Regions from separate parts of the Mus musculus genome. Here all the other regions are linked to region 2. A link is a contact called in ENCODE Hi-C or POLR2A ChIA-PET data. All regions are on one chromosome and are shown on one strand. Each heading gives the region's core, a stretch centred on a gene start or an enhancer-like site at or near the end of the contact. The rest is flanking DNA. Distances are from core to core; before and after follow the strand shown. Region 1 holds the start of Cep295 (centrosomal protein 295). Region 2 holds the start of Fam76b (family with sequence similarity 76, member B). Region 3 holds the start of Taf1d (TATA-box binding protein associated factor, RNA polymerase I, D).

Region 1 (3,963 bases), core at 492-2,991, 1.5 Mb before region 2:
CTTAAGAAAGAAGCCTAAGCAGATAATCTTATACTTTTAAAAAATATGCAAACTGCCTTCACATGCCTTAATCGTTGGGTCTCCATGGACCATGGGAAGAGGGCAGGCCAAGTATAACTAAGGACACCACAGTGGATTAAGCTGCCCACAGCATCTCTCATAGAGATAACTTCCTCCTAACTTGAATTGGGCTGGCCCTCGTATATAACCAATAAAATGCGGCAATTTTTTAAAAATTTTATTTTTATTGAATATTTTCTTTAAATTTCCAATGTTATCTCCTTTCCCAGTCCTCCCACCCCCGAAAACCCCTATCTCATCCTCCATCCCCCTGCTTCTATGAGAGTGTTCCCCCACAATGTATAGGCTGACACTCTCTCACCCTACTGAGCTTGCTCTGATCCCTCCTGGTTTCCTATTCAAAACAGAACATGTCTCAAGCTCAGATTTCCACTTGAGTACTTTCTGCCCAAGACGCCAGCTGGGTAGAGCTGTCCAGTCATCAGGTCAGCAAATGACAGAGGGGTGTCAGGCAACTGAACCAAAAGTGCTTGCTACACCTCTTCTTCCAGACTTGCGACCAAGTGAACATGCCTCTGCTGGGAATGGTGCATGAGTTTAATGCAGATGGATCTCCTTATGGCAAGGCCTGAGGAGTTGGGTCCCCACATGGCAAAGACCTATGGGATATTGGAACAGAATCTCCTGGCCTTTCCCCAAGGAATGCTTGGTTCGCTTTTGCCTTGCATTTGTGTGTTTGACTTTGTTATTGGAAGTATTTGCTTTTACTTTGTTTGTGACAGATGTTTCTCTAGAATCAGAAAGTTTGGACTGTGATTCATTCCTATTTGTCTCTGAGGCCATGAAAGTGGAATAGACCACTACTCCTGTGTTTGTTAATAATGATGCGGTTGGTCAACAAGAGGGCCTAGTCTGTGTACACCAGCTAACATCCAGATGTTCTCTCCTTATGGTTACTTAGTTCCAACAATTTGCCCTACAGTGCTGTTCCAAACAATAGTTACATGGGTATTAAAAGCTTAAGAAGGTCTTTCTGGATTGTTGGTTCCAAGACTTAACAGGAATATTCAGAGGTTACACCAAGCAAGGATGAGCAACTGACTCGGTTTACTAATTTGCCCTGGGCACTAGAGGAATGAGATTTCCTAAGGGGACAGGCTAGGTGTCAATAATTAAATCAGAATTTCTCGGGTATGTAGTTTATCGCCTCTCTGTACTGTATCCTCAATTGGTTATGTATCAATGTGCTGGGTTAGATATTAGCCACGTGCTCAATCTATATTTCATCTTTCTTGATACTGTTCATGGGTTAGCAGGAAACCGTGGCGACTGAGAAGGAAGTACAGTGTGCACTTGGTTGAACATAGGAAGTTCTTAAAAGAGACGTGGAAAACTAGATGTATAAATAAAGGTAGTCTGAGTTGTCTCGGTGTCAGAGTATAGTATGTGAACTGCACTTCCTGGTCCAAGTCTTCCGCCGATTCCACACATCCTCCTTCATGTTCTGAACCCGACCCAGGATTGACTGCCGGCGACAAAACACCACAGAGCAAGTGGGACAAGACCCTGACAGTTGAGAGGGATAATGGCCCGTTGCGCAAGCTGCGCGTGCGTGCGTGCGTGCGTGCACGTGGGCGGGGCTGCGCGTGCGCCGAGCTGGAGGTGGGCGGGGGCTTGGCACGGCGCGGCCTTCCGGGCGGCCCCTGCGGAGGCGGTCCTAAGCTGGTTCCCGCCGTCCGATCCCGCCATTGGCGGGCCGTTTGAATGACGGAAGTGACGAGAGCCGGGTCATGGCTGTCCCGCAGGTACCCAAACGGCTGCTGGGTAGCCGGCCGGGTGCGGGTGCCTGTGTGTCGTGAGGCCAGACCACACACGCTGTCAGGTGAGTGACGGAGGCCCGCCAGGGTTCTTCTGGCTGGCCGCGAGCAGGCTGGCGAACCTTCCGGCCCTTTAAACCGCCCCGAGGCCGGCCCTACAGAGAGCTCGGCCTTTCTGAGGCATCCGCCACCCGTAGCTCTTCTGGTACTCTTCCTACACTCAAGCTATGAAAAAAATGGCAGTCTCATTCGAGAGTGTTAGTTCACCCTGTAATCCCAGCACATGCAAGGCAGTGCTGAGGCAGGAGAAATGCCTCGTGTTCAAGACCAGCCTAGGCAATAAACCCTACAGCAGCGAATGGTTGTCGTCAGTCTTACATTAGAATGTGTTCGGCGGTTGGGTAGTAATTAAGCCACACGTACATATAGTACAGCCACGTGTGGTGGCTATTACCCCCTTACACGGAATAAAGTTAACAAGGCCCAAGGGATTTGAAACTTGGCTTCTGCCTTTTGCTAATGAATGGCTCTTGCATCCACATCTATTAATTTTTTGGTTACTGTGTGTCAGATACTGCCTAATCCTTAGAAGGAAATCTATCAAGATAAGCCCTACTGTGTCCATCATTATTGGACACTTAAAACACAGAACTTGAAGAGTCCACATGGGTAGAAATGACTAGTGAACAAGCCAGGTAACAGGATTCTACTTAATAGATGCAGGAGGAATACTTGTCTCCTATGGAGGACAACTTAAAATGTTCCTCTCTTGGAGCCTCAACCATCCTCAGGAGTATTTTCTTAAGAATTCAGTGGAGTGTATTGGAAAAGGCTTTTTTTGTTTTGTTTTGTTTTCCGAGACAGGGTTTCTCTGTGTAGCCCTGGCTGTCCTGGAACTCACTCTGTAGACCAGGCTGGCCTCAAACTCAGAAATCCACCTGCCTCTGCCTCCCGAGTGCGGAAAAGGTTTTCAATTCAAGCAATTACTACTGTTTGACATTTGTTCTTCGATGAAGTCATGACTGGGTCTGCCATGTAGTACTGTATATGGATTAGTCACTTTCTCGTTCAGTCCACGCTGAATTATTTATAAGATGCAAGACAGTTTTTTAGACAAAAGAGATGAGGTGATGAATAAGATCATACTTGTCCTGACCACAATTGTGATAAAGAATTCTCTGTGAAAAGGAATGGTTTCAAGCTGGGCATGGTGGCGCACGCCTTTAATCCCAGCACTCGGGAGGCAGAGGCAGGCGGATTTCTGAGTTTGAGGCCAGCCTAGTCTACAGAGTGAGTTCCAGGACAGCCAGGGCTATACAGAGAAACCCTGTCTCAAAAAAAGAAAAAAAAAGGGGGTGGGGGTGTAGTTTCTACCAGGTGACCCAAGCAGCTCATTGAAACAGTATTTTTAAGTTGTTATATTTGAGCATTAAGAGTTTTTAAAACTATAGCTACTATCACTCAGTTATTAAGACCCTGTCTACAAAAGACGAGTAATAATGAAAAGCTAAAGGAAAAGCTATCCCTATATGAATATAAATAGTCTCTAGTCTAGGTGAGATGCATATGTGAAGGTCATTCATAGAGGACAGCTCCTTAGCAGCATCTGAGCTCAAGCTAGCAGTAAATATCCAGTAATACATTTGCCTGCCTCATCACTGTAAAGAGACCAGGGAGATGTGCACTCATCTCAGTTAAGATCGTGGCATGCTGTGCTAGGAACAGGTTGATAGCAGAATTACTTGGAAAGAGTTTCAAATGACACCAGTTTTCACAGAGCACATTCCTCTAGATAGGAGCATGTTAAAGAAAACTCTTAAGTTCTAGAGAAGAGGAGTGGGATTGTAGTGCAGTGGAAACATGAGCATGTATGTGCAAAGCCTGGAGTTCCATCCCAGCACTGCAGAGACAGGAGGAAGGTCTAAGGGGGATATCAGCAGCACCCAGCCTTAGCAATAGAAGAGGAGACCCAGGAATCTAAGTACTTAAGCCATTATAATTATCCCATAGGGATTTTTAAAAATGGTCATCCAAAAAAAAGTATCCTGTTAACTTTTATATCTCCTTGACACAGGTTAGAGTCACTGAGAGAACATTCAATTAAAACATGCTTACATAACATCTG
Region 2 (3,763 bases), core at 1,022-3,521:
CTTCTGGTGTGTCTGAAGACAGCTACAGTGTACTTACATATAATAAATAAATTAATTAATTAAAAAAAAAGACTACAGGAAATTTCTTCCATGAGCTATTTTGATATGTACAGATTCACAAGTATTGAGACTGGACTGTTTTATGAGAAAAGTCATGAAGAACATTAACTAGTCAGTAATAATGACTTGAAATGAAAACATACTTACTGTTCCAAATTGCTTGACATTTTGAGCACACTTCTTACAAATTGTGTTAGTTTTACTGAAAAGGAAATTATTCAGATGATTACACTCATGTAGCTTTCCAGGGTAAGCTAACATATTCTGACCTAAAGTAAATGGTCGAGTCAAAGATTGCACATTGCTTATTCTAATTAACAATGAGTGTCTTCTCAAAAACAGTACTAATTTTAGAATAGTTTTCTGTAAATTTAGTTTTATTAAAGACAAATTTTCCATATATAATTTATGTATTACACAGTGCCTACAGGTCTCAGGACATATGCCCAGGTTAGTCTCTAAGTAGTAATTCTCCTGCCTCCACCTCCAAACACTATGCTTATAGGCACCCAGCTCAGTGCATATTTTCTATAAAGAAGATAAAGCGGAAGCTCTAATGCCTTCCCTCTGGCTCTAATGCTCCCTCACCACCATGACTGCACATCCTCAGCATCAGGGCCCACCGCACTCCCCAGTCCACAGTCTCCACTGTCATGTCCACATACTCAGTAATAAAAGGACTTGTTCTCTTGAGCTTACTCTGTGTCCTCTAAAAGAGGGATTTCCTGTTAAAAACATCTGTGCTAATCACACTGCTTAAGGCAGTGACTTCAGTCTTCCAAGGCAGTTAGTAACACTGTAGCTCTTTCCTCAGGTTAATTAGCAGTTTCCCATTTAAAAAAAAAAAGTTTAAAAGTAATTGCTTATATTTTGACTGTTGGCAGAAGTGTACATTTTCCATCTATCAATTTTATCCCTTATTTTCACATGTAAAACCAGAATTTCTTTAGTTAAATGTCTTCTCTCATACTGTACATAGTAGCTCTAAATTTTAAATTTCAAAAACAAATCAGTTTTTCAAAGCACTTTAACACAAATATTACAACCCCTAATTATTCCTTATACGAATTTGTAACAATGAAAGACTGCTCAGTATACAAACCTCTCCTGCTGAAATTCTGATCTGCAGTAAGTACATTTTACAATAGGATGTGCAATCCGACATTCCTGTAATAAGATAATACATAAGTCAGTATTTATTTCAGAGACCCAATCTCACTCTTTGGTAGAAATTAATCGACTTAGTCAAGTGCCTGAAATGTCAATAAAACCTGGCTGGCAACGTAAACAACTGGGTGACTTATCACATCAGCCGTCAGGCAGAGTATAATTCCATGGGGATATTTTTGTCCTTAGTGGAGGGGGGGGGTGCGGAGGGGGTATATGGAACAGAGAGAAACTAAGGAAGCTGTCAGGACTGACTTCCAGGGGTGGTTTACATGTGAAACTACTAGTTATTTTGTACAATTGCTCACAGACAGCATCCCGGCTTTTATGGGATGGGAGGAGCTCCAAATCAGAGAGCACTCTGTTCCTAAACCAGTCGCTTCGCTTTCCGGGACAGGGAAGCAGAATGCCATCAGCTCTGCAGCTTCGGGTTGCTAGCAAGAAAGTGCAAACACGGGCCCTGCCTCCCAGTGGAAGGAGAGGGCAGTCCCTGCCAAAGCTGGGATGAGAGAGTCTGCACCCAATCTCTGCGACACGGAGGACTGGTGGCCGCTTGGCTCAGCCCCACCCGAGACCGCCAGAAGCGGCCGAGCTAGCCCAACCTGCGAGCAGGCGGGACGCGGTCGACACGGGGCTCGCCCATATAATGCCCGGGCCCTGGCGGGGAGCGGTGCGCTGAACGACCGGCGCCCACCGACCTTGCAGAGCTGTTGGCCCTGCGAGAGCTCCTCGAAGGGGTAGCGCTGCGTGCACTTGGTGCAGGCGTACAAGGCCGACGCCGCCATCCTGCTTTCCGGCTCCTCCGCGCGCGCTCAGGCGGGGCCTCCGGGAACTCGGCTGCCCCGCCCGCGGGCTCTTCTGCTGCTGTGGCCCAGTCCCGGTAACTGCCGGGTCCCCTGCGTCTCCCTCCGCCTCCGCCGCCGTCCCGGGACACCTACTGCCGCCCGCCCCGCCGCTCCCGTTTAGGCCCGGACCGCGGCGGAGGGAGACGAAGCGGGAGCTAGGCGGTGGATTCCGCTTCCTCCTCGGTCTCGCGTCCCTCTCTACGATTGGCTACAGAGAGCCTTACGTCACTAGAAAGCTCCGCCCAGTCCCTGGCCTAGGTTCGGCAGGGAGCGCCCACAAAGAGAGAAAGTACCAACCAATAGGAAGCCGCCGCTCTCAGAGCGCGAAATCCGCTTTGAAAAGATCCCGCCCACAAGCCACGGCCAGTCGTCGTTTGGCTGGTGCGCTTGAGCCCATTGGCCAGGGGGTCCACGAAACGCCGCTTTTTTTCAGTCCTTGGCTTCCATTGGACCATATCCTTAAGCCCCTCCTACTTCTGTTTGTCATTGGCCGAAAGGTCAGTACATCAAATGGAGAAGCAACGCTCTCTGGAGTTTATTCCTGGGATGCTGATGGAGTATGTCAACTTTCCATTCTCCTTTATTCAGCTTCCGTCATCCGCCTCAGCAGGCGCTGAAGGTTCCAGAAGCCCTAGCCTTTGCTTCCTCATCCAGAAAATCCATCCCTTTTCAGACGCTCCCAGAGCCGTCTGTCAACTCAGACGTTGCCGTTCCCGCAGGCTCCGCGATGCGCTACCTTGTGACGTCACCGAGAGAGGAGGCGGGCTCTTCCCTGCCACCAGAAGTTGTCCTCTTTTCTGATTGGTCACTGGAAGGCGTCTATCAAGACGCGTTGCCTTTCCCGTGCGCGCTGAGTGTGGCGTCCTTGTGGTTTGCGAGACCGAGGCTCCTATAGGGTTCGCAGCTCGCCCGCCCCTTCCATCGGGGACTTGGATTCCGCTTGCCCCAGGCGGGCGGCTGTCGAATCCGGAGGAGGAGCTCAAGGACGGCGTCTGGGGTTGCGCAGGTGGGAAGATGGCGGCAGCCTCGGTCTCGGCGGCTTCTGATTCTCAGTTTTCGGTAAGGGGCGGCAATCGCGTGGGTTCCAGGTGGGCCTGTACGGCTCTCCGGGTTGCCTCACTTTTCAGGGGGCCCGCGATCTGGCGTCAGCCCTCGTCCCGCAGGATGGCGGGCTGCCCGAGGCCGCGTGCCACTCCCGGAGGCTGCAACTGTGTTTTCTGGAGCACCTCCTTTTCCACCCTGCGTTCCCTTGTCCTCTCAGCCGGTGCTTTGGAGCGTTGTCCCGAGCCTGGCTGGTGCACTCTCAGGCCCGCTAACACAAAGCTCTGTCGGTCACGTGAGCGTAACGGCCCGTCTCGGAAACTCACTAACAGGTAGGTGTGCAGGTTTGTAGAGTGGCAGCCGCTGAGGCGTCCGTGGTCCCCAGAGTGCGTTTTCGCCCTTGCTGCCGTGCCTCTCTGTTTGTTGCGCGACCCTTGCAGGCGGAGCCCGGGCATTCCCACTTCCCATTACTAGACTCTGTATGGAAAAGTTGCTCTGGAGAAGCGATCGGGAAAATTAAGCCTGCGGGTTTAGTTAGTCACTGATGTTTTAAGAGTGGATTGTGGCGCTCAGTCTTTTGGAAAACGCTCCAATAGGAAGAAATAAGAATTAAATGTGAGAAAACTGGAGTTCTTTTTAGAAATGTTCCT
Region 3 (4,285 bases), core at 37-2,536, 1.5 Mb before region 2:
AGTTTTCTTTAAATATGTGAGTGAAAACAAGAAGCCACATTCCAATGCAGTTTGTTTTCTCACTAAATCTACCCCCAAAACCCGACATGGCTTTAACCACCACCTAGCCTCACAGTAGCATTTCTAATTCCAATCTGGGCTGCGAACTCGACACTGAAACAGAGTTCGGGTAGTTGGGATATGGCGATAGTGGCTCAAAAATCACTACTGATCAAATGGTCACAGGCCTGTAATCCTAACAACGTGTAAAAGAACCTTTAGATTATGGCTGAGACGATAGCCTAGCAGTTAAGTATACTGTCAATGGCCGGGCGTGGTGGCGCACGCCTTTAATCCCAGCACTCGGGAGGCAGAGGCAGGATTTCTGAGTTCGAGGCCAGCCTGGTCTAAAAAGTGAGTTCCTGGACAGCCAGGGCTATAAAGAGAAACCCTGTCTCGAAACCTCCCCCCCCAAAAAAGAAATGAATAGAATACTGTCAATGGACTAAGATGAGACTCCCAGAACTCACATGCCAGCCTAAAAATAGCTGTAAGCAGTCCTAAGAGATTCGATGTCCTCTTCTGGGCTCTGTGAGCACTGCGTGCACGTGGTGTAGAAATATTAGGCAGGCAAAACGGCCATATGTACTAAAGGAGAAAAGACTACAGTTTTCCTAGGCTACACAAAATCCTAGAACTAAAAATAATCACAACTTTCGAGGATAAGAAAAACAGGGTGACTACGACCTTAGATTGCAAAATGCCCGCTACATGAATTGCTTTTTTAAATTAACCCACCAAAACTGAAATTTAAGGTTGACCCGGTCGCCCCAACGATATGCCTGTGAGTAAATCAAAGATAATTCCTAGGAATCACTCCCACCTGTACGCTACTTTACAGTTCCGAGACTACAAGCTTTGGAGGCCACGTGGTGAGCTGCGTCGACTATGCGCCGTGGGCCCGCTGCAAGACCCTTTCGGAACGTAACCTAAGAGATGTGCGCAGGCAGCACGCGACCCCTTACACGGCACTAAAAACGCCCTCCAGGCCCAGAACACCTCGGCCTCTCCCAACAGCGACCCGGAGCCTCGTGCGGCCTGCGGATGGCGGGATTCCGGCCCGCTGCTCTGGCCCTACAAGAGCGCCGTTTCCGCGCGGACCGCAGCCCAAAGAACCCCGCCCTGCGGCCCCGTCGCCCGCAGCAGACCTGAGCGGCCACAGTGAACAACCGCTTACCTCTTCCGCCGCGTCGAAAAGAGCGCTCCCGGCGCCCAGCAGCCGGACTAGGACAAGGACGAAATCTCGCGTGAGTACACGTTGGTGGGCGTGGCTGTGCGTGTGGTGGGCGGGCCTCCGGGAGGGGCGGTACCCCGGCTCTCCCTTGGCCTAGAGCTATCAGAAAAGACTGGCAGGAGACTAAACCTGTGTTCGAACCTGAGTGGAAAGAAGGCCTTCCTGCAAGTGGGAGGACACTGCGGGCCAGGTGAGCGTCGATTTGTTGTGGTGACTGAGCCCGCAGTGTGCCAAGCTCTCTGTCAGACTAAGGGTGGCATGTGTTATGGATTTCTGTACTGTCCCTGTGTCCTCACTTGCCTCCTACTTTTTTTTTTTTTTTTTTTTGGTTTTCGAGACAGGGCTTCTCTGTGTAGCCCTGGCTGTCCTGGAAGGCACTTTGTAGACCCGGCTGGCCTCGAACTCAGAAATCCACCTGCCTCTGCCTCCCGAGTGCTGGGATTAAAGGCGTGCGCCACCACGCCCGGCACCTTCTACTTTTTGACCCCTGCACACACTGTCCAACAGTCTGTGGAATCCTGCAGCATTGACTCTGGCTTTGCACCCATGCAGGTCCACTAGGACTAAGTTGTAAGGGAACATTACAAACACCTTATTGAGTGCGTGACAAGATCTGTGGTGAGAGGGCAGATATTACTATCCCTTGAGTTCTCATAGACAAACACATTTCAAATGTAAAGTTGTTGGCCTAGAGATATAACTGGATTATAGAGAGCTTGCCTAGTGTACATGGCACCACGGAGAAAAAAAAATAAAAACAAAAAAAGCAAACAAAGACCTGTGTGTGTGGTTAGATCAGTATGAATATAGGGTCCTATGTGACTGAATGAACTATTTGCAAAGCTGTAAAGCCAGCCTTGTGCTTGAACCCTACTAGTCTAGTATATCGTAAAAGTGTGGTATATCATAAGTACCTAATAATTAGCAATATATTGTGTGCAATATATTTGGAAGAGAGAAGTCCCCTCTAGGTGGAAGATGGGCACTTCTCCTGGTGCTGCAGGATTATTCTGAAGTCTTCCTGGTGTCAGCCAAAGGGGCCATTTCTTCACTGCTGATTCAGCTTAGGGTGGGGTGCATTCTGGATTTACAGACCTGCCTTTGAGTTTGTTGTTGTTGCTGCTGTTGTTTGACACATGTCTCTTTATGTAGCCCTGACGATCCTGGAACTTGATTTGTAAACCAGGCTGGCTTTAACCTCACAGAGAACCTCTTGCCTTTACAGCCCTCTGCCTCCAGTGCTGGAGCTAAACATGTGCACCACCATGCCTGGCTTGAACCTGCTTTTGAATCCTGTTTCTGCCATGTAACAACTGAATGATCTTGAATAAATTTTGTTTCCTTTTCTGTACAGTAAGAAGTACAATATGTCTGTCATGGATTTGAGAATTTTGAGGGACTTTAAAGGGCCTGACAATTTCTGAATACAGGATGGCCTTAATCATGACACTCAGCATGATTGTCACCGTTAGCCTGTTGCTTTCCGTGTCGTTTCTCCCCCTGCACGTTTCTCTACCCTGTGTCTGAGCCATTGGCTCCCACCACTTACATCAGGAAAGTAAATATCTGCCTTCATCTGGCTGGAAGCTGTGCTGGAGCAGCTCTGACTATCGATGGAAACCATTCCCTTTGGCTCCTAATTCCAACTCCAACCTCTGCACACACGTGTTCTCCCCTGCCGTCATCTACACAAACGTACATTTCTAAACCAGTTATTCGGTCTGGAGAGTCCCATGGTTAGACTTTGTCTCTATTTTGGTAGGAATATAAAACAAACTGATTTTCTTTTAAGAAAGTAGAAAGTATAAAATTAGGGATATTGCTGGGCGGTGGTAGCACATGCCTTTAATCCCAGTACTCTGTGAGTTCGAGGCCAGCCTGGTCTACAGAATGAGTTCTACAGGACAGACAGGACTAGACAGAAAAATCTTGTCTCCAAAAGGGGGGTGTTACTCTAATTTGAATTCCTATTATTCCTATTATTCTACTACAAGTATAATCATCTAAAGTGCTTTCATTTTCCTCACTATATACTGAGCTATACTAAGACTGGGTGTGGTAGTACATACATCGAACTGGCCCAGCACTCAAGGGATCCAAACAGGAAGAGCACAGTACCAGACTAGCCTGGGCCATATAGTGAACCTTATCTCAACAAAAAATAAAGTAAAATCAAGCAATCAGCATTGGATTAACACACTGCTCATTGAGCAGATTGGGCATGTCTGTATACTAGGCAATATCTCTGGACGCCTGGTACAAAGTGTGATAGACTGTTAACATGGGGCATCTGGGTAAAGAGTGTGGAAGCTAGATTTGTATATGATATATCAGTCTTAAACTATTTCAAAGAAAATTAGCATGTTTTACTTCTAAACCATTAAAAACAATCAATTGAAAAATATGTTTAGAGTAATTCAAGTATGATTATAGCAGCTGGGACCTATTTTCAATAATTACTTATATTTCATTGGAAACACACGAGTATATGTGTTAAATAATTAAAAGACAGTAAAAACGAATGTTTGGTAAAGTACTAAAGTAAATGTCACCTATTTCAGCTACCTTGGAGGCTGAGGCAGGAGGATGATTTGTGGAGACAATGTAGGGATCCTATATCTTTAAAGAAAGACTGTAAATATAAGGTGCTAAATATGTACAATGGCACGTTCATGGAAGATATATGTTCTGAAAGTATGGTCAAAAATAGAAATCGTAGGCCAGAGATGGCTTAGGGGTTCTACGTGCAGAGAGAGCTGACTCCTGCAAGCTGTCCTCCGACCTCCACATGGGGGTTGTGGCATACACACAAATAAATACTTTTAGTGAAATAATTTATTAAAACGCCTAAGCCTAAGAAACATGAGCCTGTAGAACTGGCTCAGCAGTTAAAAGCACACACTGCTTTCCACCCGGACTGAGCTCCACTCTCAGCACACAGGTCAAGGCTTCCTTGTCAGCCACCTATGATTGTGCTTCACTGGAGACACAGAGGCAGGACCTGTGAGTTGG

The links. A loop is a pair of places that touch in the nucleus more often than their neighbours do. ChIA-PET counts read pairs that join two places held with the same protein, here RNA polymerase II (POLR2A).
Region 1: a loop to region 2 is called in a map of T-helper 17 cell, with 6 times the contacts of the local background. The contact joins the promoter of Cep295 here to the promoter of Fam76b in region 2. A Hi-C loop is called at or near these places in 2 of 37 maps with a recorded cell type or tissue (T-helper 17 cell and T-helper 2 cell). POLR2A ChIA-PET finds 5 or more read pairs at or near these places in 1 of 5 experiments (embryonic stem cell).
Region 3: POLR2A ChIA-PET joins it to region 2 with 12 read pairs in embryonic stem cell. The contact joins the promoter of Taf1d here to the promoter of Fam76b in region 2. A Hi-C loop is called at or near these places in 1 of 37 maps with a recorded cell type or tissue (regulatory T cell). POLR2A ChIA-PET finds 5 or more read pairs at or near these places in 3 of 5 experiments (all embryonic stem cell).

The regions. Positions count from the first base shown.
Region 1 is chr9:15,355,566-15,359,528 of GRCm38, reverse strand. It overlaps Cep295 (centrosomal protein 295), which reads left to right and starts at 1,741. Exons shown (of 27, transcript NM_176976.4): 1 at 1,741-1,903. The coding sequence starts at 1,786.
Region 2 is chr9:13,826,224-13,829,986 of GRCm38, reverse strand. It overlaps Fam76b (family with sequence similarity 76, member B), which reads right to left and starts at 2,271. Exons shown (of 10, transcript NM_176836.4): 1 at 1,926-2,271; 2 at 1,163-1,227; 3 at 208-262. The coding sequence starts at 2,012. Cep57 (centrosomal protein 57) reads left to right here and starts at 2,880. Exons shown (of 11, transcript NM_026665.4): 1 at 2,880-3,131. The coding sequence starts at 3,087.
Region 3 is chr9:15,303,215-15,307,499 of GRCm38, reverse strand. Taf1d (TATA-box binding protein associated factor, RNA polymerase I, D) reads right to left here and starts at 1,286. Exons shown (of 7, transcript NM_029248.2): 1 at 1,217-1,286. It overlaps 4931406C07Rik (RIKEN cDNA 4931406C07 gene), which reads left to right and starts at 1,333. Exons shown (of 9, transcript NM_001199485.1): 1 at 1,333-1,463.